Linked DNA regions of Homo sapiens: regions 1, 2, 4 and 5 are each linked to region 3. A link is a loop called in an ENCODE intact Hi-C map of the cell type or tissue named here. Cell type or tissue: dorsolateral prefrontal cortex. All regions are shown on one strand. Each heading gives the region's core, and the rest is flanking DNA. Links, peaks and the distances in the headings are about the cores only. Region 1 has its middle 230 kb from the start of AGAP1. Region 2 overlaps AGAP1 (ArfGAP with GTPase domain, ankyrin repeat and PH domain 1). Region 3 has its middle 110 kb from the start of AGAP1. Region 4 has its middle 200 kb from the start of SH3BP4. Region 5 overlaps AGAP1 (ArfGAP with GTPase domain, ankyrin repeat and PH domain 1).

Evidence for each region. Peaks named below come from ENCODE experiments on the same cell type or tissue, not always from the same donor. Only the 100,000 strongest peaks of a DNase experiment are listed, where the experiment ranks them.
Region 1: a loop joins it to region 3, with 2.2 times the contacts of the local background. A loop is called at or near these places in 2 of 110 quality-filtered maps.
Region 2: it touches region 3 in a loop (2.4-fold over the local background); 2 of 110 quality-filtered maps call a loop at or near these places.
Region 4: a loop joins it to region 3, with 3 times the contacts of the local background. A loop is called at or near these places in 4 of 110 quality-filtered maps.
Region 5: it touches region 3 in a loop (1.9-fold over the local background); 2 of 110 quality-filtered maps call a loop at or near these places.

What each region holds. Positions count from the first base shown.
Region 1 is chr2:235,260,935-235,267,184 of GRCh38, forward strand. No RefSeq gene overlaps it. Among named protein-coding and RNA genes, the nearest start is that of AGAP1, 230 kb to the right of the region's middle. RefSeq lists enhancers at 2,691-2,985, 2,711-3,005. In dorsolateral prefrontal cortex, for the core only: a CTCF peak has its summit at 2,716; a DNase peak (open chromatin) is centred at 2,847; H3K4me3 peaks cover 1,122 bases; H3K27ac peaks cover 3,561 bases.
Region 2 is chr2:235,574,734-235,580,983 of GRCh38, forward strand. All of the region lies in intron 1 of AGAP1 (ArfGAP with GTPase domain, ankyrin repeat and PH domain 1), which reads left to right. Among named protein-coding and RNA genes, the nearest start is that of TNRC17, 60 kb to the left of the region's middle. In dorsolateral prefrontal cortex, for the core only: no CTCF peak of the experiment used is centred there; DNase peaks (open chromatin) are centred at 1,351 and 2,988; H3K4me3 peaks cover 1,879 bases; H3K27ac peaks cover 4,033 bases.
Region 3 is chr2:235,382,193-235,388,442 of GRCh38, forward strand. No RefSeq gene overlaps it. Among named protein-coding and RNA genes, the nearest start is that of AGAP1, 110 kb to the right of the region's middle. In dorsolateral prefrontal cortex, for the core only: no CTCF peak of the experiment used is centred there; DNase peaks (open chromatin) are centred at 1,296 and 2,629; H3K4me3 peaks cover 1,066 bases; H3K27ac peaks cover 2,888 bases.
Region 4 is chr2:235,146,505-235,152,754 of GRCh38, forward strand. It overlaps the pseudogene CEP19P1. Among named protein-coding and RNA genes, the nearest start is that of SH3BP4, 200 kb to the left of the region's middle. In dorsolateral prefrontal cortex, for the core only: a CTCF peak has its summit at 3,095; DNase peaks (open chromatin) are centred at 2,437, 2,787 and 3,157; H3K4me3 peaks cover 710 bases; H3K27ac peaks cover 3,067 bases.
Region 5 is chr2:235,549,427-235,555,676 of GRCh38, forward strand. The region is part of intron 1 of AGAP1 (ArfGAP with GTPase domain, ankyrin repeat and PH domain 1); the gene reads left to right. Among named protein-coding and RNA genes, the nearest start is that of TNRC17, 35 kb to the left of the region's middle. In dorsolateral prefrontal cortex, for the core only: CTCF peaks have their summits at 2,658 (motif pointing left) and 2,857; a DNase peak (open chromatin) is centred at 2,685; H3K4me3 peaks cover 998 bases.

The DNA of each region.
Region 1 (6,250 bases), core at 474-5,473, 120 kb before region 3:
AATATTAATTTGCTAGTATCACTCACTTATTTACTTGTCAGAATAACTTTTCCAAGGAGGAGACTTTCATGTCGGATTGTGACTTACAACAATGTCCAGTTTGATGTATTGGTGGAATCAATATGACAGAATCAGCAAAGGTAAAGTCCATGATTTAATCATGCCACAGCTTGGTGAGTAAATTCACTCACCTGTGACATGCATAATTTACAACTGCAAGTTTAATAACTGTAGTTCTCCGCATCAAGCACTTTAACAACAATTTCTAACAGCAAGCAATTTCTATGATATTCCTACACAGCCTGGAGTTTACTAACCAGCTCTCCTTTGAAAATAAGTATTCATGCAAACACCAAAATCCTGCGGGAAATTTCCCCACCCCTTTTGTTAAACAGACTCAGAAACTTTGATGGCAACACAGAGAACACGTACATATTTAATTTAAATGTTATAGTTTATATTTATAAATATTCTCTCACCTCTCTTATTTTCCTAAACCAGGGGATGTTGTTAACCAAAGGCTTCACATTCTCGAAAGCATTTGTGAATGTCCTGAGGTGCTTCTCTTTGAGTTGTGTTGAAACTTACGGCCTAGGTTTATACAACTTCTAGACGAAGGCTCAATTACGATATTCGAGGCAGGTAAGTCTTATCCCCTATACAATCTTATGATGCTGGTGTCCAAGCCATTGGAATAGCTTGGTGTGATGAGCCTGACCTGCCTGAGAGCCATTGAATCTACGACTGTGCCTCATAGACATTCACTTCCCTGGTTGCTCAACTGCTGTCTCCCCTTCCTTCCCCTCAATCTTCTCACATCTTGCTTTGTTTTGTCTTCCTTATCTCTACCCCACATTATATATGGCAGTATGCGAAAGCAGTGGACTCCAAACTCTCAGAGTCCTGGCTTAGTCAATGACTCTCTGGGTGGCCTCGAGGACCTTTTGTTTGGGTCTCATTATTTGCTGTAGCTCCGGTCTATAAAGTCACTGTGAACACTGAACTCGTGCATACTGAACCATTGCTCCTAAGGAAAACACAAAGTTAGGTTCCTGTGAGCCTCTGGTTACAACACTTTCCTCAATACACAACCTTGTTTTGTGTGTGTTTCCGTGTAAAGACACCTCACTTAGTATAGATTATTGATTCATTAACGTTGAACTCACAGCCAGCAGAGTTACAATGAATGCCTGAGCAGGGTTTACCTAACACATGTGTTTTTTTCCCAAGACATGTAACAGCCTTCTTGTGCTATGAATATGGAAAGTTCTTCAGCACTACCCTTGGGGGCCATTTTAAAGAGCAAAATCACCAACTAAAAGGACGAAAATGTTAAAAACAGGGCACTCGATAGACTGAAAAGGACACTTGTTTCCCGTAGGAGAGCTGAAACAAGAAGACAGTGTTGCCTTAGCTGACCTTAGTTGGAAAATGTGCACGGGAAGATTCAAATTGATCACTGCCCTGTCCATGTCTACTGGTGATCACAAGAGTGCCGAGTGTTCACTTTAGGATCACACATAAATGTTAGCAAGTAAGGCCGACTCACAAATACAGAATTGGCAAATAATGAGGATCTACAGCTATATTTTGTTTCTCCTCTTTGGCCTCAGCCTTCTTATTTGCAAAATATATTAGAAGAGGAGAGACCAGGGTCCCCTAAACCATGTTCCAGGGACCCTGGAGATGCGCTCCCAGGAGCTGGGACACCCACTCCTTCCTTTCTTCGCATGGCAGCCCCTCCTTCTGTTGCAGAGCTGCTTTCTCCCACTTGAGGTGTGTGTTGCTGCTGAACATGGATCTGCTGCACACGTCACCAGCCAGAGGTGGGCATTTGATCAACTGGAGCCAATCTGTGAATCTTGTCTCCCTCTCCCACCTTGACACTAGCCCAAGGGGGCAGAAACGGCTGCAGAGGAGCCAAGAGGGACCCTGGGAAGGAAAGCCACTGTTGTTTTGTCTGGATGGTAGTGCAAGGACACTGTGAGCCTCGCACTGCTGTCTCCTGCCTGGGAATGACGCCATCATGGAGGAAAACAGAGCCAAGACATGGGGTGAGGGAGGAGAAGAGAGGAAGCAATGCAGGTTCATAATAGGGTCAGTTAACTCTTCAGTCTACTCAATGAATACCTTTAAAAGAATATGCGGGGCTGGGTGCAGTGGCTCAAAGCTGTAATCCCAGCACTTTGGGAGGCCAAGGTGGGAAGATTGCTTGAGCCCGGGAGTTAGAGACCAGTTTGAACAACATGGTGAAACCCTGTCTCTACAAAAATTACAAAAATTAGCTGGGCATGTGTGCCTAGAGTCCTAGCTACTCGGGAGGCTGGGGTGGGAGGATCCCCTGAGCCCGGGAGGTCAACGATACAGAGAGCTATGATTGCGCCACTGCACTCCAGCCCGGGCAACAGAACAAGACATTGTCTCAAAAAAAAAAAAAAAAAAAAAAAAAAGAATATTCCATTACTTTGAGATGGATTTCTACCACGTGGGGAAAGCAAAACACCCTATTTGCTCACAAAGGCTGGACAAGTTGGAACCCATGTAGATGATCTTTATGATTTCTCTTTATATTTTTACATTTCGCCTTTTTTCTCCCCATAGTCCTCCTCTCCTTTACCCGCTAACATGGGATTGCAATTGATTGTTCTTTACTTTTTAAACAGCCACACACAGCATCTATTTACCCAAGTGATTAAAAAAGAAAAACAATTCCATGGCTCTGCAGTGCAGTCAGGGAGGGCTCAGGAAAGGAGCAGGCGCCGCGTGGTGGGACAGCGTGATTCCAGCGCCTCGGCATGTCTCAAGGAACAGACGACTGTTGTTCGCCCTGGCTCGCTCTGACTCATCCTTCCTGTAACTCTCGCTCTTTTGATTCCCGCGTGGCATCCTCTGGGCTGTCTTTCTGATACAGAAGCCGCCGGATCTGGCACAGAGCTCAGCAGCTACTGTTCCCATAGACTCCCCTGGAGCTGTCATAAGACATGATTTATCGAGTGGAGAGCCGTCCCTCTCAAATCACTCCAGCATTTCTAAGCCAAAGACTTTTCCCCATCCACCAGGGCTGTGTGACATCATCTTTTTGACCTTCGGACCCGGAAGATCTGTGCTCATCCTCAGAAGATAGGCGTACTGGGTCTAACATTTACTTTCTCCTTTCTATTCTCTGACCTGCTTTTCACCAACGTAGAACAGGGGCTACCATCTGCTGAGCCTGTACTGTGTGTGTGTGGCAAGTTAGATATGTCAATTCAGTAAATTATCACGAACCACATAAAATGTAGGTATGTTTTTCAAGGTTTATAGATTAAGGTACTGAAACTCAGAGAGGTCAGGTGACTTGCCCAGGGTCACACAGCTAAAGATGACAGAGCTAGAATTGGAACCCAGTCCTGTCTGACTCCAAAGCACACAGGTTATCACTACTCCACAGGTGCCCTCTGCTGTGGACCACAGGGAGAACAATTGCTCCTTTGCTTTGAAGAAAGAGGAAGGAAAATTATTGTAGGTTTGCAAAGAGTTCATCTACATTTTTCCCCTCAAAGAGGGAGATTCCTTAACCCAAATCGTCCTCACTGTCACCCTGGCTCAGCTACTTGGCTTCCAGAGACACCAAAGTTAAGTGTGCACATTCTCAAATAGGTCTCCTGTTTTTATTTTGTGCAGCAGGCAGGGAGGGGAACTCTTGGCAAGGAGCCCTTCTTTGACAGTAGCCTGGGCAGAGAGAAGATCAAGGAGGGACGCGTGGGTATTAGAGTGGCAGGAACAAAGTCCACACCTGTGCCGCCCAACACAGCAGCCACTCACCCCGTAGGGCCGCTGGGCACTGGGAAGGGGGCACGTTCAAGCCAAGCTGTGTTGCCAGGGTAACGCACCCACCAGGTTCCAGAGATTGTGTATGAAAAAGAGAATGTAAAATATCTCCTCGATAAATTCTTTATATTGATTTTATGTTGAAATGATATGTTGAATATATCAAGCTAAATAAAAATAGCATTAAAATTAATTCCACCTGCACAGCAGGAGGTGCGTGGCGGGTCATCGAGCATGACCACCTGAGCTCCGCCTCCTGTCAGATCAGCAGCGCCATTAGTTTCTCACAGGAGCGCGAACCCTGTTGTGAACAGCACATATGAGGGATCTAGGTTGCATGCTCCTTAGGGGAATCTAAATAATGCCTGATGATCTGAGGTGGAACAGTTTCATCCCAAAACCATCCTTGTCCCCCTACCATCCATGGAAAAACTGTCTTCCATGAAACCGGTCTCTGGTTTCATGTAACCCTCTTACAGGATTACAAGCTGTGGGAAGGGAAAAATTCAGAAGAAAGAACCCTCAGGATAGAATAGTGTGCTTTTTATGAAATCCTTAACTATCCAGATGGGTACTAAATTTATAATACTCGTAACGCTGCTGTGATGAAGAATCTGTAGCAAGCTAGAAGGAAATATATGATTAACGTCAGAACCTAATTAAGGCTGTAAAATAATTGAATCAATGGCGTGGCCTGGAAGCCTGTGCTGGTATTCTCCAGCAGCCCCTGCAGGTCCAGCCTCCCTGTCTTCACCCTGAGTCTGCTTCAGCAGACAGCGTGGGCTTGGCCAGCTGGAGGCCCTGGCAGGAGATCAAAGGGCAGGAAGGGAGAGGGGCCAGCATGTCAACTCGCTTGGCCCTGCGTTGCTGGGCCAGGGGTTGGTATGGCTGCCTCCCCTCCCCATCCACTGTCAGATGGCCACTCCTAGAGCCACAGCTGGCTCTCCAAACCAATTCCTTCCATTCAGCCCAGGGAGCTTCATCACACCTTGCTGCCTTCCCTGAATCAGGCCCACTGTTCTCTCATTACTGATCTCAAAAAGTTGAGCGAGCCAGCCAGTCCCAGCCTATCCCCAGCATCACCCGCAGTGGACCCGAAGCCTAAGGTGAAAGTACACATTTTGCTGGTGAGGTAAGTTCAACCATGTCCCAAACAAACCAGAGAAAAAGCAAAGGCAAACCAAGAGCCCAGCAAGCATGGACTTCGGAGCAACCAGAGAGAGCCCCGTGCAGAGCCCAGGAGGGTGAGTGTGGGAAGAAGAAGGGCGGGTGCTTCTCGGCCTAGCACACCTGGGTCTCAGCTGCACCAGCTCTGGCCATCTGTGGGACCGTTTGCATGTGACCCACCTGCCCAGGCCTCATTTTCCTCATTTGTAGGATGGACAATGTCACCTGACACTGTTGGGAGAAGTGGCCCACGCATACCTGGCCCAGAGCAGAGAGATTGCTGAGGTCCACTTTACGGCTCATTGATGCCAATGGGCAGATAAGATAACCCTGGGGAACATTAGCCCTAGTGCTCCTTGGAGCCCAATCCTAGGAGTCAGGAGAAGCAGGTGGGAACATCAGCCCTGGCGCTCCTTGGTGCCCAATCCTAGGAGTCAGAAGAAGCAGGTGGGACCTGCTCCCTCCACCTCAGCTGGCCTCCCTCCCCACCCGGCACTAGAGCAGGGGCGAGCCATTGGGTATCCTCCCTTGCGCTCCCCAACCATCTCCTGGGGTGAGCTCAGGGAGCCTGCAGCTACTGGGACAGGGGCCCACTGGCACCTTGCTGGCCCCTACTGCCAGGCAGGGTACCATCAGCCAGCTCGCTCCTCCCAGGGAACTGCCTCTTCTCCAGCAGCCTGGAGTCCCCCACTTCCCAGCCCCATCGTCCTCATCCCAAGCCTGATCCCATTGTGTCCTGTGACTCCTTGTCCCTTGTTGGGCACCTGCATCTGTCCTCCCTCCTCAGCCTCCCATGCCCTCTGCATCCTGCACTCCTGCTGAACGAATGACCCAGGCCTCCACTTCCCATCAGAACATCCTCTGCAACACGTCCCTTACCGGCAGGCGTCACTCCCTGAGCTCACCATTTCCCTGCAGCCATGCTACGTGGCTGCTGCTTAATGTCTCAGAGGCCCCTTCTCTGAGACAGGGTTGAGACCTGGGGTTTGCACCCCCTCTGCCTTGACGCATCCAGCCCAGTATTCCTCCCACTTGCTCATGGCCAGATGAGGAAGGGAAGTGGCACCACTGGGCATTTGATTGAAAGCAGCAAAGACTCCATGACTCCCTTCCCACACTGCTGCCATTGGCTTGGTGGACTTTGACTGCAACCCTGCCAACAACCCCCGTTCTCCTGGCTTCCCTGAGCCTCTCACCTCTGATGACCTTCCCCACCTCATCTTTCACTCTCAACAGATGACCTCAACTCCTACTTTACAGAGAAGACAGAAAC
Region 2 (6,250 bases), core at 364-5,363, 190 kb after region 3:
CAGGAGGGAATGAACGAGAAAAATAAAAGAAAGAAAATCACACAAGACCAAATAACTAATTTTGAATATTTTCTGAGACCTTTGGTTTAGAATCTAAACTTTGTTGAGGCTGGGCGCAGTGGAGCACGCGTGTAATTCTAGCACTTAGGGAGGCCGAGGCAAATGGATCACTTGAGCTCAGGAGTTCGACACCAGCCTAGGCAACATGGCAAAGCCCTGACTCTTCCAAACATACAAAAATCAGCGAGGCATGGAGGCAGACACCTATGGTCCCAGGTACATGGGAGGCTGAGGTGGGATGATCGCTGGAGCTTGGGAAGTTGAGGGTGCAGTGAGCCACGATCGTACCACTGCACTCCAGCCTGGGTGACAGAGTGAGATCCTGTCTCGAAAAAACAAAAACAACAAACCAAAAAAAAAGGTGACATTGAGAATAAAGAGATGGTGGTTGGATTTGTGGCTATTTTTCCAGCTGCTCAATAGTTGTACAAAATGTAGCTTGATATGATGAGTGTTTCCAAAATTCCTAAATTACATGTCATGTTTGTTGATTATTTGTATATGTTTTAATGTGTATTAAAAAGACACCAAAGGTGTGAGTTCATAAATATTAATACTTAGGATAAACTTAAGATTTGAAAGAATTTAAAGTTGAAGAGAGTTGAAGTAGGTGATAGTTTAGGTGGTCTTTGAATGTGGCAGAAGCCACAAAGGTGGTGCATGAAGTTTGGGAAAAGCTGAGCCGAGGAAACTGGAAGGCTTTCTCCTTTAAGGACCAGTGTGATTCTAGGCTGTTGAATGATATCTTCAGATACCCGTTTGTCCTGTTGCTCTGCCTCCTCCGTGAGCTGTGCTCACGGGTGGCCAGGTGTTTGACACTAGTATCCAGAGACAAACTCAGACATGCGCCCTGGGCTCTACTCCTGGAACCTGGGAGAAAGGGCTGCCGTAGGGAAAGGTGTGAACGCACAGGTTTGCATGCCTAAAATTATAACACTTTTTTATTGCAAAGGTTCTTTTCAGCTTTTTTCTTTTCAAGTAAATGGAGATGTGTCTTTCTTCTGTTTCTGGTGTCCTTTTTCTTTCCGTAAAATAACCACCTCTTTACTGAGATTGGGGAGGGAAGTCTGTCTCCATTGAATTGTCTGCTGTCGACATCAGATAAGACATTCCCTTCTGTTCTGTTTTCAAAAGAAGATGATGTGAAAAAAAAGTGGCATTTTTATGAGACGTGTTGTCCCCTCACATAACTTCTTGGATACCTTTCCCTTGTCCTAGGGACCTAAGCCTCTCTGGGTGTCACTGTCCGTGCACAGCCTGTGATAAGCCGCTGTGTGGCAGAGACCAACTGTGGGTGATTTGTCGCTCCCCAGAGCCCGGTTGCAACAGGAGGAGCCACCAGGCTGGGAGGGCACCAGGCAGGAGGCTGGGTCCATACCTGGCGCAACCCTGGGCCTCAGGTTCCCCAGTGGCAAAGGTAGGATAGGGGCTTTGGTCGCCTCTGTGCTATGAGTCTTTGTCCAGTTTGTCAGTCACCATATTCGTTTTACTCTCCAGTCTTTTCTATAAAAGTGTTTGGGGGCCAGAAGTTGTTAACCTGGTTCACTAGAAGCTAATGCATTGATTATTTTTGTGTGTGTTGTACTCAGCACGTGCTTCTCAGTGCGCTGTGTCCTCATTTGCTGTTTCCCCTGAAGTTTGACGAGTATGGTATATTCTGGTCACCAGGCAGGTGGTGCTTGGGGAATATCTCCTCTCCGTGTGCTGGAAGCATTGCCTGATTTTAATGAGGTGACTCACTGCAGCTGGTTTTAAGAACTTTGTTGCAGGTATTGGTTGACTGCAGTGTTCCCAAGTGGTCGTGCTGTGCCCTAAAGGCTGCTAGAACCTCAGGGGCCGTTGAGGGCAGGTTCGAGTCCCGCAGGCAAGAAGGTGGAACTCTAGAGAGGAGGGGGATGCCTTGGCCTGGGCCCCCTCTGAGGGAGGACTGTCGCCCCTGCTGCTGGGAGCATCATTAGCTGCAGCTCCTCATGGAGAGATGCCCAGCGTAAGGGTACATCCTGTCAGACCCTCTTCCCGTGACTGTTCTTCCAGGGTGTGAAGGGCAGAAAGGTGGGGCCATCTGGACCCATCATGGGACAATTCTAATGGCCTCTCCATTGCTCCCTGTTGGGTTGGCGAGATGGCCTCAGGTTTGCCTGGCAGTTCAGCCTCTCTCTGGCCAGTTCTGCTTCTTCCCCTCCTTCCACAGGTATCCATCTTCCCTCCATACCCCAAATGCCAAACTCTACCTCTGCATCTTCACCAAGAAAAGCATTTCTGTTGTCCTGAAATATCAGGCCTTCCTGAACCCCCTTGTACCTCTGTCCAGTGGAAGTAGAATGCCAGCCACATACGTCATTTAAAGTTTTCTACTAGCTACATTAGAAAAAATAAAAGAAACAGATGAAATTAATTTTAATAAACTGTTTAATCCAACATATCCAAAATATTATCCTTTCATTGCAATTATCTGGAATTTGTGGACGAGGTTTGCTATAATCCTGTTTGGTACTGATGCTTTGGGTGGTGCTGTGTAATGTTCATTCATCGCACATTTCAATTCGGCCACATTTTAGTGCTCAGTAGCACCTGTGGCTGGAGCTACTGTATTGGGCACCACGGCCTTAGGGTTTTGATTAAAACCCCATTCTCTTGACCTTCTGCCCAAAGCCTTTGCCAGATGAGACACTGCCTCTCGCTGAATGCCTGCTTGGAGCAGAGTCCTGTGTTTGTTTGGAAATGATCGGAAGCTCCTGTGTCCCTGGTCGCTTGCTGGAGTCGGTGGGAGCTGAGAGTCCCTTGCTGCCCGGAGCATGGCTGTGTGGCTGCCTGACTACATGGTTCTTCCCCCGGTTATTTTTGTTTGGGCAGTTAACTCTGAGCATTCGGAACATTCGCCGAGTGGAACGTGTGTGTCGTCATCCCCTCGAAGGCTTGGCTGATTGAGCCAGTAAACAAAAAGTGCATTCAACACAGGCTTGTCTGCTGGCCTCCCCCGGGAGAGAGAGTAGGTTTGCTATTCCTGAAATGTAATCCCTCCTTCAGCGCTGCACAAAAGGCCCATGTCTGCTCGCTGGGACCTGATAGTTCGCCTTTGTACGGATGAAAAAAACCAAACACTGAGCCTGGTCTGAGCGGGGCTGTTTGTTGAGGCTCCTGATGCAGACAAGGGAGCAGTGTCTGCACAGGGGGTCTGGATCGCACCCGACACCATCCAGGTGCCTGCGTGTGCTGGTCCCGCCATCAGGACTTCCCCTCGTGAGGAGCTGGGTACCACTGTTATCCTGCCTGCTGGTCTGAGGGTCCGAGCGTGATTGGGAGCAGAGACAAGAGTTCCAGGGCGAGCCTCAGTTCTGGGACCACCATTGACCAGTAGAGCTATAAAGGACTTGGCCACCAAGGTTGGAGCTGAGCCCCCCATGTCATGAAACTGCCACTGTCAGAGCCAGCCTGAGCTCCACGGTGCCCGTCTCCTACCTGCACTGTGCCCCCACACCTTTGTTGACAAGGACCTGACCTCTCCTCAAACTACAACCTAAGAACCACAATGCCTGTTCCCCTTACCTGCCCCCAGGTGTCCTGGGAGAAGTCAGTGACATGATTAAGACCTTTAAAAATGATGGTAAGCATGTGCCAGTGTGAATGTACTTAGTGCCACTGAGCTGCACACTTAAAAGTGGGTAGAATGATGCATTTTGTGTGTATTTTGCCACAGTTTAAAAAATTACAGACTGGACGCAGTGGCTTATGCCACCCCAGCACTTTGGGAGGCTGAGGCAGGCGGATCACTTGAGGTCAGGAGTTTGAGACCAGCCTGGGCAACATGGTGAAACCTCGTCTCTACTAAAAATACAAAAAAATTAGCTGGATGTGGTGGTGTGCACCTGTAATCCCAGCTACTTGGGAGGCTGAGGCAGGAGAATTGCTTGAACCCAGGAGGCGGAGGTTGCAGTAAGCCGACATTGTGCCACTGCACTCCAGCCTGGGCAATACAGCGAGACTCAGTCTCAAAAAAAAAAAAAAAATTTTTTTTTTACAATAAGCTATTTAAATAAACATTTGTGTATAGCCCAATAGTTTTTCACTGTTGAGGGTCAAAATTTTACCTTTGTCTACCTATCTGCCTGTCCCTCTAGCTGTCAGTCACACAGACGGATATAGATATGTAATTTGAATTACTTCTGTTTCTTTCTCTTTGCTAGTCTAAGTCTTAGAAGAATTAAGGGTTTTCTTATTACTGGCTAAAGTTAAAAGGTACCCAGTTGAATCATCTTGGAAAGAAAACCAGGAAACCAAATTATCACCATGAAGCAGCCTTCCCCAGCTTGTGTCACAGTGGAGCGCTCATTTTTGTGGCTGGTTTACTGTCGTAAAACTTTCGTATAAGGGCGCACTGTGTCAGCCCCTGCCCACTGAGGGCTTCAGAAATGAAAGGCAGTTCTATTTATGCCCAGCTGGCTTCTGCAGAGCCGGGCTCAGTTTACCAGGCGACACTTTTGCTTTAATCCTTCCTGGTGTGACGTAACCTTTCACTGTCCTTCCCATGCCCTGAGGTCTCCAGCCTTTTTGTTAAAACAAAACAAACCTTATTTGGGCATGATCAATACAGCTGTGGGTTGCAATCCCAGGGGGCGACTTGGCTCTTTTGTTGTTGTCGTTAAAAAATATTGAGGCAAAATTTACATAACATAAAGTTAAGCATTTAAAAGTGAACACTTGGCCAGGCGTGGTGGCTCACACCTGTAATCCCAGCACTTTGGGAGGCCTAGGCGGGCAGATCACGAGGTCAGGAGATCGAGACCATCCTGGCTAACACAGTGAAACCCCGTCTCTACTAAAAATACAAAGAAATTAGCCGGGCGTGGTGGTGGGCACCTGTAGTCCCAGCTACTCGGGAGGCTGACACAGGAGAATGGCGTGAACCCAGGAGGAGGAGCTTGCAGTGAGTGGAGATGGCACCACTGCACTCCAGCCTGGGCAACAGAGCGAGACTCCATCTCAAAAAAAAAAAAAAAGTGAACACTTACTTAGCGTATGCACCACATGGTGTAACCACCCACCCGTCTAGTTCCAAAACAATTTCATCACCCCCGCCCAGGGGAAACCCCATGTTCTTCAGCAGTCATTGCCCATTTCCCCCTCTCCCTAGCACCTGACGACCGCCAGTCTTCTGTTTCTGTGGGTTTGCCCATTCTGGACATTTCATATAAACAGAACCATACAACATGTGGCCTTCTGTGACTGGGTTCTTTCCCTTAATATAATGTTTTTGAGATTCATCGAGGGTGGTAGCATGCATTGGTGCCTCATTTCTTTCTACAGCTGAATGATATTTCATTGTATGGAGGGACCACATTTTGTTTATTCATTCATCTGTTGATGGGCGTTTGTGTCCATCTTTTGGCTACAGGGAACCATGCAGCTATGAACGTGCGTGTACAGGGATTTGCTTGAGTTGCCATTTTCACCTCTTTGGAGTATATCCTTAGGAGCTGAGTGGTTGCTTGGAAAGGTAATTGTATTTGACTTTGAGAAGAACCGCCATACTGTTCTCCCCATCATTAGTGGTGAGAATGAAGACGTGCCGGCCGCTTACATTTTGTCGGGTTGATTTCTTCATTTTCTTGCATCTCCTTCACAGTGGCAGTGCTGGCTTTTCCCTCGGTGCTTGTTGGAGGCAGTGGGGGAGGGAGGGTTGGGGAGGGTGCGCTTTCTACTCCACCATTCTAGTGTCTTCTAGAGGTAGAGTCGAGTGTATCTGAGAGTGCTTCTCTCTTAGAATAAATGACATTAACATATGAAAAAACAGCTACTTGTGCCTGACTATGGGCATTTTCATGTACAGGAGTTCTTGAAGCTGAGTTTATTGAGAATGGTTTTGTTACCTGCTGATAGCTATCTTTTTGTGTTTAGTTCTTTTTGACTTCTTTGGCCTCTAATGTTTTGACAGTGGCACTTAGATGACAGTCAGCAATTGCAACAGTGAATGAAATCACACAGCTTGAGTTCAAGGTGGAAAGAGAAAAAAATCTAGAGAGGATGTTATCTGACCTGGCATGAGAGGTGATCATCCTGTCTCTGAGCAGTGGGTTCTTGCTCTCGACCTTAGGGTGTAATGTGGCCCTGCTCCTTGTATGGTGAATAACTTGTGACTGCTGTGTTTACCACATGGCTTGACAGTTTACAAAGCACTTTTGTGTATATTATT
Region 3 (6,250 bases), core at 526-5,525:
CCCAGACATTTGGTCAGACATTATTCCGGGTGTGTCTTTGAAGATGTTTCTGGATGAGATCAGCATTTGAATCAGTCCAGTGAGTGAAGCAGACGGCCTGCCCTAATGCGGGTGGGCCTCATCCAATCAGTTGACAGCCAGAATAGAACAAAAAGGCTGACTCTCCCTCGAGTAAGGGAAGACTTCCACCTGCCTGACTGCCTTTGAGCTGGGGCATTGTTTGTTTGATTTTTTTCTGCCTTTGGACTCAAACTGCAACGTCAGCTCTTTTTGGGTCTCGAGCCTGCTAGCTTTTGGACTGGAACTACACTCTTGGCTCTCCCAGGTCTCCAGCTTGCCAACTACAGATCTAGGAACTTGTCAGGCCTCATAACCACATGAGCCAATACCTTTAAAAAATTATATACATATATATATATGAATCCTATTGTTCTGTTCCTCTGAAGAACCTTGACTTACACAAGCAGCAATAGGAAACAAACACGCTCCTTTCACAGAAGAGAGATCTACAATCTAGAGAAGCAAAGGGAACTTGACAGAGCTCACACAGTTTGTGTTAGGACAGGATTCAAGACCAGATGCCCTCCTGCAGAGCCTGGACTCCCGCCTCAGACCTCTTCACCATGTCATGCTGCTCCCACTTCCTTGCCTGCCGTGGCTCATGACCAATGTAAGATGATCATTGAAGATGATTGACTAAAGATGACAGCAGGCCCAGTAAGAGAATATCAGTTTCTTTAATGGCAAAGGGTACCCCACATCTGGAGATGCCTGATGTGCTCCAGATGCAGAGCAGCTCCTGACACCTGGCAGATTTCTCGCTCCTGGCGGGAGAGGTCAGCCACCTGCAGGCTCAGTGTGTGCTGCTCTGAGCTTCTAGAAAGCACATGCTGGGCCATCTCCTGCCTTAGGTAGACACCTGGTCCCCATGCCCTCCTCTATTGAGTGTCTCTGGTGTTCTTCTGTCAGTCAATCATAGTGCCAGTGACCATCATACACTCACCTGTTAGAAAAGAAAAGGGCCCAAATGATAATGAAGGGCTGGAATTTCTTCTACCACATGGATCTCTGCAGGACCAGTCATGTTAAAGACCACAATAAAGGCTAGCACTCCAGGGTCACTGTACTAAGACCCTCGTCCTGCCCAGTGCCAAGAGAAGTCAGTGAGAATTAAACTCTAAGAAGCCCCCTGAATTGGAGGAAATGCTAGCATTTGTCCTCTGAAGCTGCCAGCTGCATGAGTGCACAGCTGCTGGTTGAATTCCGTGGCTGAGGTTGGATGCCTGCCTGACCTGGCCTCGCCAATGCTGGGTATACAGCAGAGGGGATAGTCTCAAATCAGGCCATCAGAAGAGTGGTGGGCAATCTCAAAGAGAAGGCACAGCTGGGAAGAAAATTTTCCATCTGCCCTGAGTAGAGGGAGGAGAAATAGGTCAGGCCAGACAATGTAGGGGCTGTCCGCGGACGGTGATCTGAAAATGAATCACTTCTGTGTTGAGCAGAGGCTAGGTCAAATTTTCCAGAAAGGGCAGAATTCCCAGTTGGGTAAACTATTGGGACATAGAAAAGACACATCGTTGGCACAGGGGAAGAATCACTGAACTTGGAGATGAAAGATCTGCCAATTCCTGTGCGCTGGGTGGGTACCTTACCTAAACCATCTGAGTTTCAATGTCTTCAACTGCAAAGTGGGCCCATGAGATGAAATAAGAAAATCTGTTTTGCAAAGTTTTTTTTTTATTTTTTATTTTTATTTTGTTTTATTTTATTTTTTGAGACGGAGTCTGGCTCTGTCACCCAGGCTGGAGTGCAGTGGCGCGATCTCGGCTCACTGCAAGCTCCGCCTCCCGGGTTCACGCCATTCTCCTGCCTCAGCCTCCTGAGTAGCTGGGACTACAGGCACCCGCCACTGCCGCCGGCTAACTTTTTATATTTTTAGTAGAGACGGGGTTTCACCGTGGTCTCGATCTCCTGACTTCGTGATCTGCCCACCTCGGCCTCCCAAAGTGCTGGGATTACAGGCTTGAGCCACCGCGCCTGGCTGCAAACTATTCTTAAGATTGTATCCATTGATATTAATAAGGGCTAATTGTCTGGCCCATAGTACAGTTTTGGGGCAGTGTCTATTGAAGAATTCCTAACTTATCTTGCAAGGACTATTATGCACTTAGTGAAATTTAATCCCATAGCCATCCCATAAGTGGCCATTGGGAGCTCCTTTTACAGTTAAGAAGACAGTCTCTAGAGCTTCCAGAACTCGTTCATGTACATTCCAGTCCCTGCCAGGGGACAGTCAGCGTGTGATGGAGCGCTGGGCCTGTGCTTATCCAACCCCGGCTCCCCAGCTCCTTCTTCGCCTGCTGTTTTCCATCTCAGCCTCCTCTTCATGGAGGGGTGAAAGGAAACCAGCCCCTGCCCCGCTGATCCCCATTCACAGAGGCCGTTTTTGTGGCCAGCCTGGGCTCGACATGACCAGCGTGGCAATGTGGACCTCTCTCCGCCGGCGCTGCCCATGTCCAGGCCCCCGCGAGCGCCTCCCCTGCTTCCCCGGCATTGTCCGAGGCCTGGCGGAAGAGAGGCTTCCCAGTGCTTCCCGCGGCCTGGGAATGTACAGTGAAGTCACCAGCCTGCGAAAGAAAAGGCCTCTGTCTCCCGGGTGACGGGGCTCTATTCGGGGATGCGCATTATGCAGCCCTGGTCCTCACAAAGAAAGTCGCGACTGTTCGGGGCACGTCATCTGGCCTGGCAGCTCTGAGAGGGGACATTTCATTTCCGCTCTGCATGTTCCCTCCTGCCCCCTGAATGGCTCTGGGCTGTGTGGCCACACAGTGACCCACTGCCTTTCTGCCAGGATGGTGCGAGCCACCCAGAGAGAAAAGTCCTGATTAGCACTTTCCCACGCGTGCCTCAGCCTGGCCAGGCATCCGCCGCAGGCAGAGGCGTTCCTGTGGCTCTGGGGTCCACAGTGGCTCTTGCTCCAGGCCTGGACGACAAGCTCTTACAGGCAGTAAGAGACATTGCCCTGTCTTGGTTCTTGGGGATGAGACCACAGGAGCTGCGAGCCCTGAGTGGGGGTCTGGCTGTAATGAAGGCCAGCAAGGCAGATGGTCAGGGCCAATGCCACGTCCACCCAGCAAAGCCAGAACAGGGACCAGGCTAGCGGCTGGGTTAGTGCAGAGCAGACAGCCGATCCTAGAGGGGCAAGATGAGACAGCACAGATCAGACCAAGGCCAAGTCCAGCAGCAGTGAGCAAGGGGTGGACATGTCCAAAACAGGGAAGTCAAAGTCGGTCTTGATCAGCTTCTCAAATGGACTAAGGGCCACCTATGTCAGAATCACAAAGTGAGACTGTTAAAAATACACAATTTAGGTTCCTACCCCAGACCAACAGAAAAAGAAGCTGCAAAGCTCTGGCCTGGGAATGGGCATTGTAAAAAAAAAGAGTTCTAGAGGGGCCACTTGAGCTCATTAAAACATATGTATGCCTAGTGTTCCATTATTGGAACACTGAGCATATGGGAGTTATTTATTCCCTACTGCTCAAGGTCATTGCCAAGGTCTGATTGCAAAAACTCAAAAAATAGCAACCTCAGGCACAAATGGGTTAAACTAGAAAGAGGTGTGTGAAGAAAAGCTCATAGGTTGCTTTCTCTAGACAGTGGGAAGACTAGAACCGTATAAAGTATTTTTTAATCTCCCTTCTCTCATCTTATTATTTATTTTGCCTCTTTTCACTCCTTTTTAACCACCCCATCCTAGGCAACCAGGCCAATGGATAATATGCATCTTGTTATTTAGATGTAACCTTAGAAAGTGCCTGTTTCTTGGTGTGTACCTGTATGACTTCCACAAATAAGGTTGCCTTGCCTAGCTGCTTCTTAATTTTTTCTTTTTTTTTTCTTTTTTTTTATTTTTTTGAGACAGAGTTTCGCTCTTGTTGCCCAGGCTAGAATGCAATGGTGCAATCTCAGCTCACTGCAACCTCTGTCTCCCAGGTTATGCCAGGCTAATTTTTGTATTTTTAGTACAGATGGGGTTTCACCATGTTGGTCAGGCTGGTCTTGAACTCCTAACCTCAGGTGATCTGCCCTGCTCGGCCTCCTAAAGAGCTGGGATTACAGGCGTGAGCCACCGTGCCCAGCCTGCTGCTTAATTTTTTCATACTGCACAAAGGTGCATTCATGTGGCTAAGTGCACCCCTCCTCCATCGATTGGAAGGACTATACAGATCCCTGTGGTGTCTGCCACATTCTATCTCATCACCCCCCAAGTGATGGGTGCCCAGTTGTCTTCATACCCCACCACATACAGATAAACACACTGAGCTATGCCCTCATCGACACAGAGAAGATTGGTGGTGGTATGCGTGTGCATATAAATTCCACAGAATCCCACGGAATTCCAAGGGCATGCTTACCTGAACTCTTCCAGATTGATCTCTCAAGGAATGTACCAGTCTACCCTCCTAACATCAGAGCATGGGGGTCCCCGTAGGCCACAGCCCTGCCAACATGAGCACTATCCAGCTGCTATTCTTCCAATTTTTGCCAGTCTAATAAAGTGAAGTCTCATTATAGTTTTAATTTGCATTTCTTTCTGTAGGGGAGTTGAAGTATCTCTTCACATGATTGTTATTCTTTGAGTTTTTTTCTTCTGTAAATTGCCTGTTCGTATCCTTGTCTTGTTGGTTTGCAGTATTTCCTTACATATTCTAAGTATTCTTTCCTTTTCAATTACAGACAAATGCCTTTTCCCACTTTGATATATTTTTATTAATTTTATGGTGTACTTTTTAACGACTTGAGAAACAAATCACATACTGTACAGTTCACCCCATTAAAGTGCACAGTTCAATGGTTTTCAGTATATTCGCGGAGTTGTGCAACCAGCACCATCATCAATTTTGATAACATTTGCATCATCTCCCAAATAAGCCACATACCCATTAACAGTCACTTCCCAGCACCCTGTGCTATAAAATAACTAATCTACTTTTTGCCTTAATAGATTTGTCCATTCTGGACATTCCGTATAAATGTAATTATATAATACACGGTCTTCTGAGGCTGGCTTCTTTCACTTAGCATAATGTTTTCAAGGCTCATTTGTGGTAGCATTCATTAGTACTTCATTCCTTTTTTTTTTTTTTTTTGAGACAGGGTCTCACTCCGTCGCCCAGGCTGGAGTGCAGTGGCGCGATCTCGGTTCCCTGCAGCCTCAACATCCTAGACTCTGGTAATCCACCCACTTCAGCCTCCCAGGTAGCTGAGACCACAGACACGCACCACCATGCCAGGATTTTTTTTTTTTTCCACCGTGTTGCCCAGGCTGGTCTCGAACTCCTAGGCTCAAGAGAGCCACCTACCTCAGCCTCCCAAAATGCTTCATTCCTCATTGCCAAATAACATTTCATTGCTTGACTATACCACATTTTGTTAATCCATTCATCAGCGAATCGACTTTTGGGTTGTTTTCACGTCTTGGTTATTATGCATAATGCTGCTATGAATATTCATATATACAAATTATTTTATGGAAATATGTTTTTATTTCTCTCTTATGTATACCTAAGAATGGAATTACATAGTAACTCTGTGTTTCACATTTTCAGGAGCTGCCAAACTGTTTTCCACAGTGGCTGCACCATTTTACATTTCCGCTCGCAACGCGTGAGGGTTCCAGTTTCTCCACTTTCTCACCAATCCTAGGGATGTCTGTCTTTTTTATCACAGCCACCCTAGTGGGTGTGATGAGGCATCTCACTGTGTTTTGATTTGCATTTCCCTAATGGCTATGACATTGGGCATCTTTCATGTGCTTATCATCCATTTATACATCTTCTTTGGAGAAATGTCTATTCAGATCCTTTGTTCATTATTAAATTGGGTTTTTTTCAAGTATTAAGAGTTTGGTGTACTTTTTGAACAACAAAAGACAAAATCATCAATTTGATATAATCACATTGGTTTTCTGTTTTGGCTTGGTGTTACCTTATAGTTTGTGATATTGAAATTTTGTTTTAGAAGTCCTTTTCTTCCCTAGGTCAAAAGGATACACACACAATTAATTTTACAGTTTACCCTTCACATTCAGGTCCAACTGGATTCCACCTTTGTGTGTGATGCTGGACAGTAATCTAGTTTCACTTTTCTCCATAGAGATGGCCAGTTCTCCCAACACTATTTTCAAAATGGCCTGTCTTTTCCCATTGATGTATGATGCCACCTTTATCACATGTTAGATTTCCAT
Region 4 (6,250 bases), core at 460-5,459, 240 kb before region 3:
GCCTGTAATCTTAGCACTTTGGAAGCCCGAGGTGGACAGATAGCTTGAGTCCAGAAGTTTGAGACAAGCCTGGGTAACAAGGCAAAACCCCATCTCTACAAAAAAACAAAGAAACAAAAAACAACAAAAAAATTAGCCGGGCATGGTGGTGCACGCCTGTCATCCCAGCTACTTGGGGGACTGAAGTGGGAGGATTGCTTGGGCCCAGGAAGTGGGGGTTGCAGTGAGCTGAGATCTCACCACTGCATTCTAACCTGACCAACAGAGAAAGATCCTGTCTCAAAAGAGCAAAAAATAAGGCAGATTCCTTTATTCCATTTTTTCTATTTTCCTCATGCACCTACATAGTAGATGCTCTAAATGTCCTGGTTTTGAAAAGTAATATAGTCAATCCCCCGTGACTCAACATATACATTTTAGTGTTCTCTAAAGATTTTTCTAGAACCAATCTATGTTATTTATATAAACATGAATATTCTGCTAGCCCAATAAATCTTTTGAGTGTTTCGTATCAGAACTTATGAGCTGACTGTGTCCCAGCCACAGGACTGCAGCTGTTCATCCTGTGGGATTTTGACCTCAATGTTGTAAACAAAATTTGGATCATTCTTCTGATTTTTCTCAAAAAGTTCATCCATGATGCTCTTCCTTTTGGCAAGCTCCTTGTCATCCAGTGTGTTCAGGTCTTTTCCAGGATCAATGGTTGTTTCCGGTCCAATTTGTCCCATTGTTTCTGCCCAACTCTGCCTCCACAGGTAACCTTGTAAAAAACCGGATAGCTTCTCTAGCTGCCTCGGGAATCCTTGTTACGGGTAACTCTCGTGTCGTAGGTTATTCTTTAGCTGTTCAGCCGCTTGCGTGCAACCTGAAAACTTTGAAAAATTTTGAACTGGCAGAATGCGCGAGCGAATTCTCCCCTTGAATTTCATTCTCGTAGATTAAGATGCTAGCTGGAGGCTAAAATCAGATGCCACACTTCTTGGCAGCGCACATCATTCCCACACACACTTCAGAGGATATCGGAGGAAATCTGATGAAAATGTGTAAGTTGCATAATGACTTCCTGCCTTGGAAAAATACAGAAAGGGCATCTTCTTCTGCAGGCCAACATCTATACTGCTTGGAAGGGGTTGCTCCCACCCAACAGCAATGCAAAGAGGAGCACCTAAGTAGACTTTGAGGCTGGGCAGAGCCTGGTACTGCAGGAAGAGACAACGGCCTCAGTCCTACTGATGTGGCTGGATGAACTCCCTGGAAGTAGAGGTGGGGCCGGCACAGGGCACCATATGCTGGCTCCCATGATGGCATGCATGGCTTCAGAGTCCTGAGGGGCACTGGTTAAGCTGTTTCCACAGCAACACCCAGGGCTCACCAAAATTCACCCATTCTAAGTGTACAGCTCAATGAGTTTTTTGACAGTATACAGTATATAGTCACGCAACCACCACTTTCTATATTCAAGAAATAGAATGTGTCCGTTCTTGGGAAAAGCCCCTTGTGCCTCTTGGTGGTCCTCCCTTCCCCTCTGCTCCCAGGCAACCACCGCTCTGCTTTCTGTCTCCGTAGTTTTGCCTTCCCTAGAGAAGTGAAATCACACAATTAGACACTCTTTCACTTAACAAAGTGTTGCTGTGTATCAGAAGTGTGTTTCTGTTCACCTTTGGGTAATATTCCATTACATGTTGATACCATCATTTGTTTTTCTGCTCCTCAGTTGATAGATATTTGTGTGGTTTCCTATCTTCGGCTATTATAAAGGAAGCTGCTACAAACATTTTGCGTATGACTCTCTGTGTGTTCGTTTGCTTTAATTTCTCTTGGATAAATACCTAGGAATAGACTTGCTAGGTCATGTGTCAGTGTATGTTAAACTTTATAAGCAAGTGCATAACTGTAAAAGTTATATAGATGACACATGGCTACTCACATTTAAATTAAATAAAATAAAAATTTAAAGTCACTTCCTCAGTTGCAATTGCCACAGGTCAGGTGCTTCTCACTAGCCACATGCAAATATGTATGGGATAGCACAGCATGGAATATTTACATCATACAGGAAACTTCCATTGGACAGCACTGGTACAGAATTTAATATATTGGGTTTCAGAACAGAAATACTTGTATTGATTTGGGCAAAGGATATTTTACAAAGCCATGGATAGCCTTTCTCACTATTGTTTATATGAACAATAAGACGCTTGCCAAGTCTAGGCAAAGAGGAAGCATCCCATCTTGTGTTAGCTTTGTGGAAAAAAATATTAGGAGCAGCCCAAGGACCAAAGCATCTGACAGCCTGAAGAAGTGATTGTTCATCCCGTCACAGCTGGCTGTCCATGTGGGGATACCACCCACAGGGACCCAATTTCCTCCAGACCTTGGCAAACTCCTGTCGACAGCTCCAAGACCCAAGGACTCCATAGAATGGAGAGGGGGCTCTGCTCACGGCTGGGAAAATGCCAGGGGCCCCATGACAGGTGACATAATGAACTGATTGGAATCATTATCTCAGAAATAAGCTTTCTCCATTGCTTCTCAGATGGTGTCTTCATTCATCACTGATAAGAAAGGACATGGAGCCCAGCTGAGAGAGTACAAGTCACCCATCCACCTTCACACCTTCAAGGCTTCCAGTTCCAGCATCCTTGACTCTGTTTATGGATGAAGACCTTAGGATTTGGCAAATAGAATTTTTTTTCTGACCATGGTCCAGATGGGCTTGTTTTACCTTGGCTTTTTTACATGCGGTTCCAATTTCCTGGCAGCTGGGGCTACTGGTGAGGAATCAGGACCCAGGACAATCAGGGGCATTGACTGTGGGCATGGTTCAGTTTCTTGTGTGTGGTCTCGCTCAAGAAGGGAGGGCACATCACTACAGAAGGGTTTTTTGTTACCTCTGGGGCAATGTTGTGTTTTGTGAAAGAAAGTATTTTAACCACACATTTGAACAAAGCTGGCAAAACAATAGTTCCTCTTGTGGTCTTCCATTAATCTTCTTTTATGTAAGGAGAAAATCGGATGCCTTAATGATGTCATCATTTGGCCTGGAAAAGAACCAATGGAGTTAAAGGGCCCCATTGTTTCCCTGACACAGTGGTGGAAGAGGAAGAGGCATTTGCTTTTACTGTTCCAGAGAGAAGAGGGCACGTCTGCAGCCCACCACCCATAAACACGCTGGAATCTTAACACTGGGAGGATTCGCCAGGAGGGCTTTGTGGACATAGTCTTCATTTCCACAGAGGCTCCTCCATCTGTCATCTGCTTTCTTGTCACCCCCCAAATAAAAAGAGCTCAAATTTGTTTATGGTAAGTCTACTGGAAAGTCCCTTCCCATAACCCTTCACTCTATGGTTCCTTTCTCTCTTCACCTTTGGTGGAAAAGTGAATTAGGGCAATAAAGCAATAAAGCCATCTTCTGAGAGGTGTCAGTCAGCCAGGGAAAATGTGGGTGTGTTGTAGATACTTTGCAGGAAGAAGCTGGATGGTGTGACAAGCCCATTTTGGGGGAAGAGTATCAGGGTTAACTGCTGCCCTTCCGGGGCAATTCTGCAAAACTAAAATCTCCATGGACTTTCTGAGCAAGGGTTCCTGGGGCAAGGGATGAGAAAGAGAAGACAGATGTGGCAGAAAAAGAGAGGGACACCAAATCATGTAGACAGGAGACTCCCAGGCACCCATCCAGATTTAACTCTGTGTGCACAAAAAGCTGCCTTGATGGCAAAGTGGCAGCTCACAAATGGCCCCACAGTGTGACTATTTACGTCCAGTCTCTACATGCCCTTGCAGAGACGATGTAACCAGCAGGGTTACATAATTGACTTTCAGTAGAGGATGCAAAAGTGATCCCAATGTTTTGCCCTTTCCTCCACTCATGCCTTTTGCAATGTGACTTTGCACTCTTTCCCTCAAGAGTTGGAGTTCATTTCTATGTTCCTTGAATCGAACTGGTCTTTTGGCTTGCTTTAGCCAACAGAGTGGGGTGGAAGCGACTGAGTTCTGAGTCTAGGCCTCAAGATGTTTTGTACAATTCTGCTGTCTCACTTGGACCCTTGCCTCTACCGTGAAAACAAGCCCAGGCTAAGTGGTTAGAAGGAGAGAGACTAAATGTATGTATGGAACAGAGAGAGGTGAATCTTCCTAGCTGAGACCAGGCTAGACCAGCTATCATCCAGCCTGCTTACAGATGTACCAACAAGTCCAGTGGAACCTGCCCAGGCAAACTCTAGGCTTGTAAGGAATCATGCATGATTGTTTCTTTAAGCCGCTAAGTTTTGGGGAGGTTTGTTACACAGCAGCAACTAACTGATAACTCTTTATAAGAGATATTGAGGGTAAAGAGATTATAGATGAGATAAAATCATGATAAAAGCCAAACGACAACAGCACTGGCTTGTGCATAAGCTGTGGATACCATGAAGCAGAGCCCTGGGGTGTGTCCTCCCAGGCTTGGGAACCAGTAGTTAGTGAGGTTGATTATGGCCCCCACCAGGATGGAAGAGGAGTGGGCTTTGGCCCTGGAATCTGACAGGAGCAGCAGGGAGGTCAAACTGCAAGGCACTCGAGCCTCTCCATCCAGCTTGGAAAAGAGCACTTTCTTTAGATCCTTGACTCAATCAACTCCCATCTCTAAAGCCAGCACTCAGACTGCTGTGAAAGTGAGCATTCTCTGGCTTCCCTACATTATGCAGCCAATCTGTAAACTAGATCATCAGCACTGGGCAATTTAAAGTTTACTATAAGAATAACAAGCATTTATTGAAACAGATGCAGACTATTAAACCACACCACTTAGAGAAAAGAGCTGTTTAACATTTTGGTGAGCTTCCTTCACACATCTCACAGTGTACAAACATACACATAGAGTTTTAATAAATGCAATCCTAAGATTCAAATTTATGTTTATTTTCCTAAAATTGCAAAATTGGGTGGGACTGGTGGCTCATGCCTGTAATCCCAGCAATTCCAGAGGCTGAGGTGAAACGATCACTTTAGCCCAGGAGTTGGAGACCAGCAACATAGCAAGACCTCGTCTCTACAAATAATGTAAAAAGTTAGCCAGGACCTCGTCGCTATAGATAATTTTTAAAATTAGCCAGGAATGGTGGCAGGTGCCTGTAGTCCCAGGTACTCAGGAGGCTGAGATGGGAGGATTGCTTGAGCCCAGGAGATTGAGGCTGCAGTGAGCTGTGATTGCACCACTACACTCCAGCCTAGTGACAGAGGGAGACCCCATCTCAAAAATAATACTAATAAAAATAAATAAAATGAAGTTGCAAAATATCCCATGCTTAATGTAGACAATTCAACGAACAAGAAATGTCTGAAGTTAAATATGAAAGTTCTCCTCCTCTCTAAGTGTGAATTTCTTTCAGTGTATTCATTAAAACATTGTTTCCTTTGTAATTTTGCTGTATGTTCTGTGTTCTAAAACACTCACTTGTTTTTCAGCTACATCCATTTAACTACCAGTTAGTCCACCAAGTTCTTGTTTAGATTGTTATTATTGTTTTATTGTCTTTAATTTCTAAAACATGTTGACTATCTTCTCTTTGATCATTTTCTTAGCAGTCTGTTCTTCTTTCATGAATGGAGTATGGATTCTTAAAGTTTTCTACAGATATTCATTAGGCTTATAAAAATGTCTTTTTCTTTCTTGTGTGGACCACGTTTCCTTGAAAACCATTTGCTTTGCTTGCCACTTTAAGCCAGTTGATTTCCCTCAAATGACTCATGATTCCTGTTGTGGGCTTTTATCTGTCAATGAAGATCTCAATTTAATCAGTATTGGTAACTGTTGTGAGCATCTTTTGAAAATATGAAAGCCACTGCTTTGATTCTCTAGTTAGGTAGATCCCTGGTGTGCAAGGCTTGGCTGTGTGTTTGGGGGTGGGCTTACCCATGGCTGCAAGAAGGTGAATATTTGCCAGTAGACACTTCTCTTTGGTTTGTGTGGATAGAGAAGTAGTTCCTGGACTGGAGGTTCTCTTTTGTGAAGGAAGAAAGGTAGAAGGTATCTTGGGAGTGGAGTAGGTTAGTAAGTTTGGGGATCGTTTGGAGGGTGTGTTAACAGGCCCCTCGCTGGGCACCACCTGCCGAGTTTCTGATTCGGGGGGTCTGGGGTGGTAGGTCCTGAGAATGTGTCTTTCTTTCTTTCTTTTTCTTTCTGTCTTTCTTTCTCTTTCTTTCTTTCTTTCTTTCTTTCTTTCTTTCTTTCTTTCTTTCTTTCTTTCTTGTCTTTTTCCTTCTTTCCTTC
Region 5 (6,250 bases), core at 399-5,398, 170 kb after region 3:
TTGAGGTTGGGAGGCAATGCAGGGTGTTCATCAGCCAGCATGAGACCCTCGCTTCCAGCCTGTGCCTTTAGCCCAGCCTTGCTGTTCTAGATGGTGTTGGCAGCCTTTTTCACGTACAGAGTTGCATTGCTCCTCCGTCTTCCGCGTGCCTGTGGGCAGCTTTTGTTCCTTTGGATTACTTTTGTTTCTTTAAAACTCCTTGGCACCATCTAATTTTTTAAAAATGAGCCTAATACTGTTCACGTTTTAGCACCTGGCAAATGTATTGATACTTTACGAGCATTCACATGCATTTAAGAGTGCTCTTAGCAGTTCGCGTTCTATATAGAACTGTTTACACCTCTCAGGATTCTTACTCTAACAAACAGGTATAGACAACATCCTAGTTGCATCTCACCGCGGCCTAACATCCCCGGGAGCATGGGGATTAGTGGAGTGAGTGGGAGGACTCGCCCTGCGCAGGTGGAGGGTGATGAGAGGCTGGGGACGTTTTCGGATGACCACAGGTGTGAAGCTGTCTTCAGTGGTGGGGGAACCACCTGGGCCTTGGGCCTTGGCTCTGGTAGTCTCACATAACTCTTTGGTGTCTGCAGCTGTATAATATGATGGATGTCCTTGTATTGTACATTTTTAGGAAGGACGGGTAGGGTTGCTGCTTCAGAGATCAAGTGGCATGTCCACATCTGGAGTAGACCCTGAGTGGGGCAGAACCATCATCCTGCGTGCAGCCTGCACACTCCCAGCACCCGTGGCAGTCTTAGCAGGTGGATTATCACCGAGCACACAGGCAGCCCGAGGCACCTCCTCGTCACAGTGTTCTCCGCAGCCCTGACTGGCGAGGAGGGCACGTCCCCACGTTCATGCCCTGTACTAGGGTCCCCTCTGGCACTCTTTCTCTGGGGCTCTGTGTTCCCTTTGCCTTTTGAGCTCTTCATAAAATCACTGCCAGTGACTTCTCATAGCTGTTCGTCATTGGGAGTCACTGAGCATGCACACGGGCTGTCAGGTCCTGGTCCCAGCTCTGCCTTCCTCTCCTCAAATGCCATTCACAGCAGTGTCAGTGCCTGCCCAGAGTGTGCTAGAATGCCAGTTCTTGGGCCCCACCCCACACCTGCGACTCCAGACTCAGAGTTGATGAGGGTCTGCAGGCGTCGGTCTGGGAGCCACAGACAGGTGTGTTTGCCGCAGAGGTGCCGAGGGCCCAGCAGGACTGTAGCACAGGATCAGCACCATCCACACCTGAGGCGTGGGGATCTCCGGGCATGATGCGGAATGTAGTGACGATCGCAAATCCTTCCTGTGGCCAAAGAGTGAGCTCTTTGATGCTGATGAGATAGTGTTTATTTATTTTTATCTTATTTTTTTTGAGATAGAGTCTCACTCTGTTGCCCAGGCTGGAGTGCAGTGGCACTGTCTCGGCTCACTACAACCTCCACCTCCTGGGTCCAAGCAATTCTCCTGCCTCAGCCTCCTGAGTAGCTGGGACTACAGGCGTGCACCACCACACCCAGCTAATTTTTGTATTTTAGTAGAAATGGGGTTTCACCATGTTGGGCAGGCTGGTCTCGAACTCCTGGCCTCAAGTGATCCACCCACCTCGGCCTCTGAAAGTGCTGGGATTACAGGCGTGAGCCACCGCGCTCGGCCATAGATAGTGTTTCTTAAGAGTGAGTTTGCTTCTGAGGAAGAGAAGTGGGGGGTCGGGGGCATCCCACCTCCCTGGCCACCTCCAGTGGTGTGAGTTGGTTGCTTGATGTCATCTGAGGTGGGGCCACCCGGGAAAGGTCTTCATGTCTCACTTGTATGCCTTCTTGGATCAGGATTTCCAGGCCTCTGCATCTCTTGAGTTGATTCTGAAAGGGTGAGGAGAGAGGGGCTAGACAGATTTTTTTTTTTGAGACAAGGTCTCACTCTGTCACTCAGGTTGGAGTGCAGTGGCTTGATCATAGCTCACTGCAGCCTCAACCTCCCCAGGCTCAGGTCGTCCTCCCAGCTCAGCCTCCCAAGTAGCTGGGACTACAGGTGCGCAGCACCACACCTGGCTGATTTTTTTTGTAGAGACGGGTCGTCCAGTGATACTCAGATTGGTCTCTAACTCCTGGGCTCAAGGGATACACCTACCTCAGCCTCCCAAAGTGCTGGGATTATAGGCATCAACTACCATTGCCAGCCTGAGCTGCATGCATTCTAAGGACACTTTGTGAGACTAATTAAAACGTTTTTCTTTCCAAGGCACGTGGCAGGTGGGTGCTGTTTCTTTCCTGCAGGATGTTTGCTGAGCATTTGTGAGTGGAGCATCTTTAGGGAAAGCAGGACAAACCCTAAAAGACTTTCTCTGAATGTTACCTTTGCTCTTCACCTTGACTGGTAGATCCTGAAGGCGTAGAAAGAGGGTCCTCTGGAGAACACAAACTGAGCGTTGCTGGGCCTCAGGAGCTTCTAGTGATGCTGGAGGCGGCCACTGCTGTCTTTCAGCTGTGAGGAGCCAGGAGGGCGATCCCAGCTTTCTCCTGGTTAATTTTACCGTCTTTTAAAAAGGAAGTTCACAAGATTTCTTGAAAGAACTCTAGTTGGAGTTGTAGAGCTAATGTTTTTTTCTCTGGTCCCTGCCACCTGCTGGAAGGAGCCTGCAGGGAACTGTTTGTTGTGTGCTTGGCTGTTCAGTGCCCCATAACTGGCCGCGGTACTGCCACCCGCTGGAAGGGGCCTGCAGGGAAGTGTTTGTTGTGTGCTTGGTGTTCATTGCCCCGTAACTCTGGCCGCGGTAGTCTGGACAGGGCTTCTGAGAACCACCTGCAGTTCTGCTTATTGCTGGTGTTGAGAAATACAGTTTCTGCAGGAAAGAGAGAGACATTGGTGCCAAGAAATCCTATCGGGGACATTTAATAACTGGAAGTAGCTTAGGAAGCCAGGTTTGGAGTGCTGCCTTGGTGTCGTTATAATGCAAGTGGGATTTCATTATGTGTTTAAGGCTTGGCATTGTTGGAGGTCAGGAAGACCAACTAAGTCAAGTAGAGCCATTGGCTGCTTGAGTGCAGTGCAGAGCACTGGGAAATGGACTTCCTGGGAAGTGTGGGATTTTTTCTGCTACTCCTTCATTCACACCTGGATTCAGTTGCCCTCATGAGCTCACCCGCAATGTGTGTAGGGGGATGCTGCTCCCATTGGCCAGGCACTGGGGATGCGGCGTATGGGCAGGTGCACACACACCTGGCAGAGGTTTGGAGCTGGGTTGTGGGTGAGGGATGCAGAGAGGCTTAACCCAGAGAATGGAGGAAAAGGAGACCAGGAGAGTTCAGAGAGGTGAAGAGTGAGGAGAGAGCAGTGGCCAAAGTGGAGAGAGTTGAGTTTCAGAAAGCCAGCTGCAGAATGCAGTGCCTGACAGAGTGTGATGGGCCCCATCTCTCTCTGCTGAGCCGGGTTCTGACTCTGCAGAGCATTGGAGGCCTTGTTGTGGGCTCAAGGAGTGCAGAGAGGCAGCGCCTGCCTTGGTCGTAACTTCTCACACACATACATCCACACATGTGCATCTGATTGTGTGTGTGACACAGTGAAGGGTATGGGGACAGCCACATCTGGGTTTCAGTTTTCAGTCAGCTCCCTAGCTGGGTGGTTCCTCTGAGCCTCTGCTTTATTTCATCTGCAAGTAGCATTAATACTATAACTGAATATACAGTCAGCTACTCACCACTCGAAAGCCAGACTTGAGAGACAAGGGTTGGTGGGAGAAACAGCAGGTATATTTGAAAACCAAGAAGATGGTGAACTAACATTCTCAAGTACTGTCTTAAGTCAGTACAGATTTTAGGCTTTTTATATTAAGGGCTGGGGGAAGAGGAGGGGGTTGAGATCAAGAGATGACCAACGACTGGACATCTGGGAGGCAGTGGGGGTCAGAGGAAGTTGGGTTTTTTTTTGTCTTGGTCAGGTCACGATGTTCCTGTGAATTTTTAATAAAACATAGTTGTTTACATACTTCTCCTTTAATCCCACAGCTAGTTTTAAAAACTACATGATTGTGTTGCTAGGATTAGTTAAGAACTGATTTGAGGTCACTAGCACATGGTGAGTAGTTAGTAAACAATTGCTTCTGCTAGAATCATCATTGTCAATATTAAGAAGGCGAGTCCACGCATCTCTCTGGCCTGTTGGCTCACATTTGGGGGTGTGGCATTTGTGCGTGAAGTGGAGCCTGGTCCCTGGTGACCCAGGTACAGTTTACGTCTGGAGCCAGCATTTGGAAAGTTGCCTCCAGGGCCCTGGATTTGGAGGGAGCCAACTGCCAGAGTCTCAAGCAGGTGAGGGTGGGGTGCAGGAGAGGAGCGTTCAGGGCACCTCTGAGCACATGTGACATTCGTAAGTGGCACTCCTCATGCTGAGCAACTGACGTCGTATTTCCACCCGACAATGGCTTGATTCACTTGATAAGTGAAAGGAACTTCCACGTAAGGATCCCGAAGCACGGTTGCCTCCGCCTCCCACCCCACCCCGTGGTGCGGCGTGTGCCAAGACCAGCCCTCTGAGGTCAGCCCTCCTGGACCCCTTACTGGGTGGACAAAGGTTTTCTGTGTGACTCACCTCTGGCCAGAAATTTAGGGAAGCTTATTTGTAACTAATACCACCCAGTCACTGCAGGAGACCTGCCGAAGGGCTCTGGGGAAAGTGATCTTCAAAAATAGAAAGGTTGAGTGAAGGTAGGACTTTTGGGAGAAGCAGAAGGAGCCTATAAGACAGCACATTAATTTGGCAGGTAATTAGGAACTCTGATCTTGAGCATCTCATTTTAATTAGCGTGGTCCAGCCTGCCTTACGGTGCTCACGCTGAAGCAGAGAGTGGCCTGCTTAGCTGCTCCGCACCATTTATTTGGGTTTCTTATTTGGGAAGTTTGCATGTGACTGGGCCAAGTGACATTTGTTTTGAGGTCCCTCCCAGGGCCCAGGGGTGAGCTCTTGACAACCCCAGAGTAGAGATGGGGCACCTGTGCCCGGGCATTGATTTCCTGGGAAGGAAAGAAAACGCCAGGCCATGCTGCTGTGTTACAGCCCTTTAATCAGAAGCCCCTGCTGCATGTGGGCCTGCTGTTCCCAGTGCCTTTCAGGAAACCACCAGAAGGGCTCCAGCTTTAGGGAGGATGGTCCATTTACACGCCTGTGGTTGGAGGTTCCAAGTGCCTTGAAAAATGCCTTGATGCCACTTGGAGCTGTTTCTTTCTTCTCTTTCCTTTCCCTTTTAAAATCACGGAACCATTTCTTTCTTTCTTTCTTTTTTTAGACAGAGTTTCGCTCTTGTTGCCCAGGCTGGAGTGCAGTGGCGCAGTCTTGGCTCACTGCCTCCCAGGTTCAAGCAGTTCTCCTGCCTCAGCCTCCCGTGTAGCTGGGATTACAGGCGCCTGCCACCATGCCTGACTAATTTTTGTGTTTTTAGTGGAGACAAGGTTTCACCATGTTGGCCAGGTTGGTCTCAAACTCCTGACCTTAGGTGATTCGCCTGCCTTGGCCTCCCAAATTGCCAGGATTACAGGTGTGAGCCACGGTGCCTGGCCAGAATTGTTTCTTGAGTTTTTCAAACAATGCTTTCTCTCCAGCCAGTTCAATTGTAGAGGGTCCTGGAGAGGAGGTGGAGCAGTTGCCTTCTCAGCATCGTGGGGTGGGGCTGGGATGAGGAGAGCGCGGCCGCCAGGGTCAGCCTGGATGCTCCTAGGCAGAGGCACAGGGGTTGCTGATTCTTCTTTCCAGATGGATGTTTCTAAAGTCTTTCTTAAAGGAGCCAGAGGCTTGCCCGCCCTGCAGTGCCATCCTTCTTGCCGCTCCCACCCACTTCTGTGATGCACAGAACCTGCCGCCCTGCCCTGTCTCTTTGTGTTCGTTGGTCTCCATTTCTAGTGTCTGAGTAAAGGCAGTCCCCAGTCCAGTCTGCAAAGCCTGGCCACTTGCACAGGAAGATGCTCATAGATGGCTGGTTCCTGCCAGTGACACACGTGGACCTCAAGCAGGTGGATGGGTGGAGCTCAGGGAATAGGCATGTGGGGCACACTCTCCAGGCACATCCAGGGCTGGACTGGGGCCGGCATGGGGGTCACTGGCTGCAAGCGAAGGCAGCTTATGTCATGTTCCCTCTGCCACCGCCAGCTGTCCTGCAGCAGGAAGAGGTAGTCATGTTTGGAGGCCGGGCTGTGCATGAGCTATGCAGGCCTTGGGGTCTTTTCATCAGATTCCTTTTGGCAGAATATAAGGAAGTTGGCCCAAACCA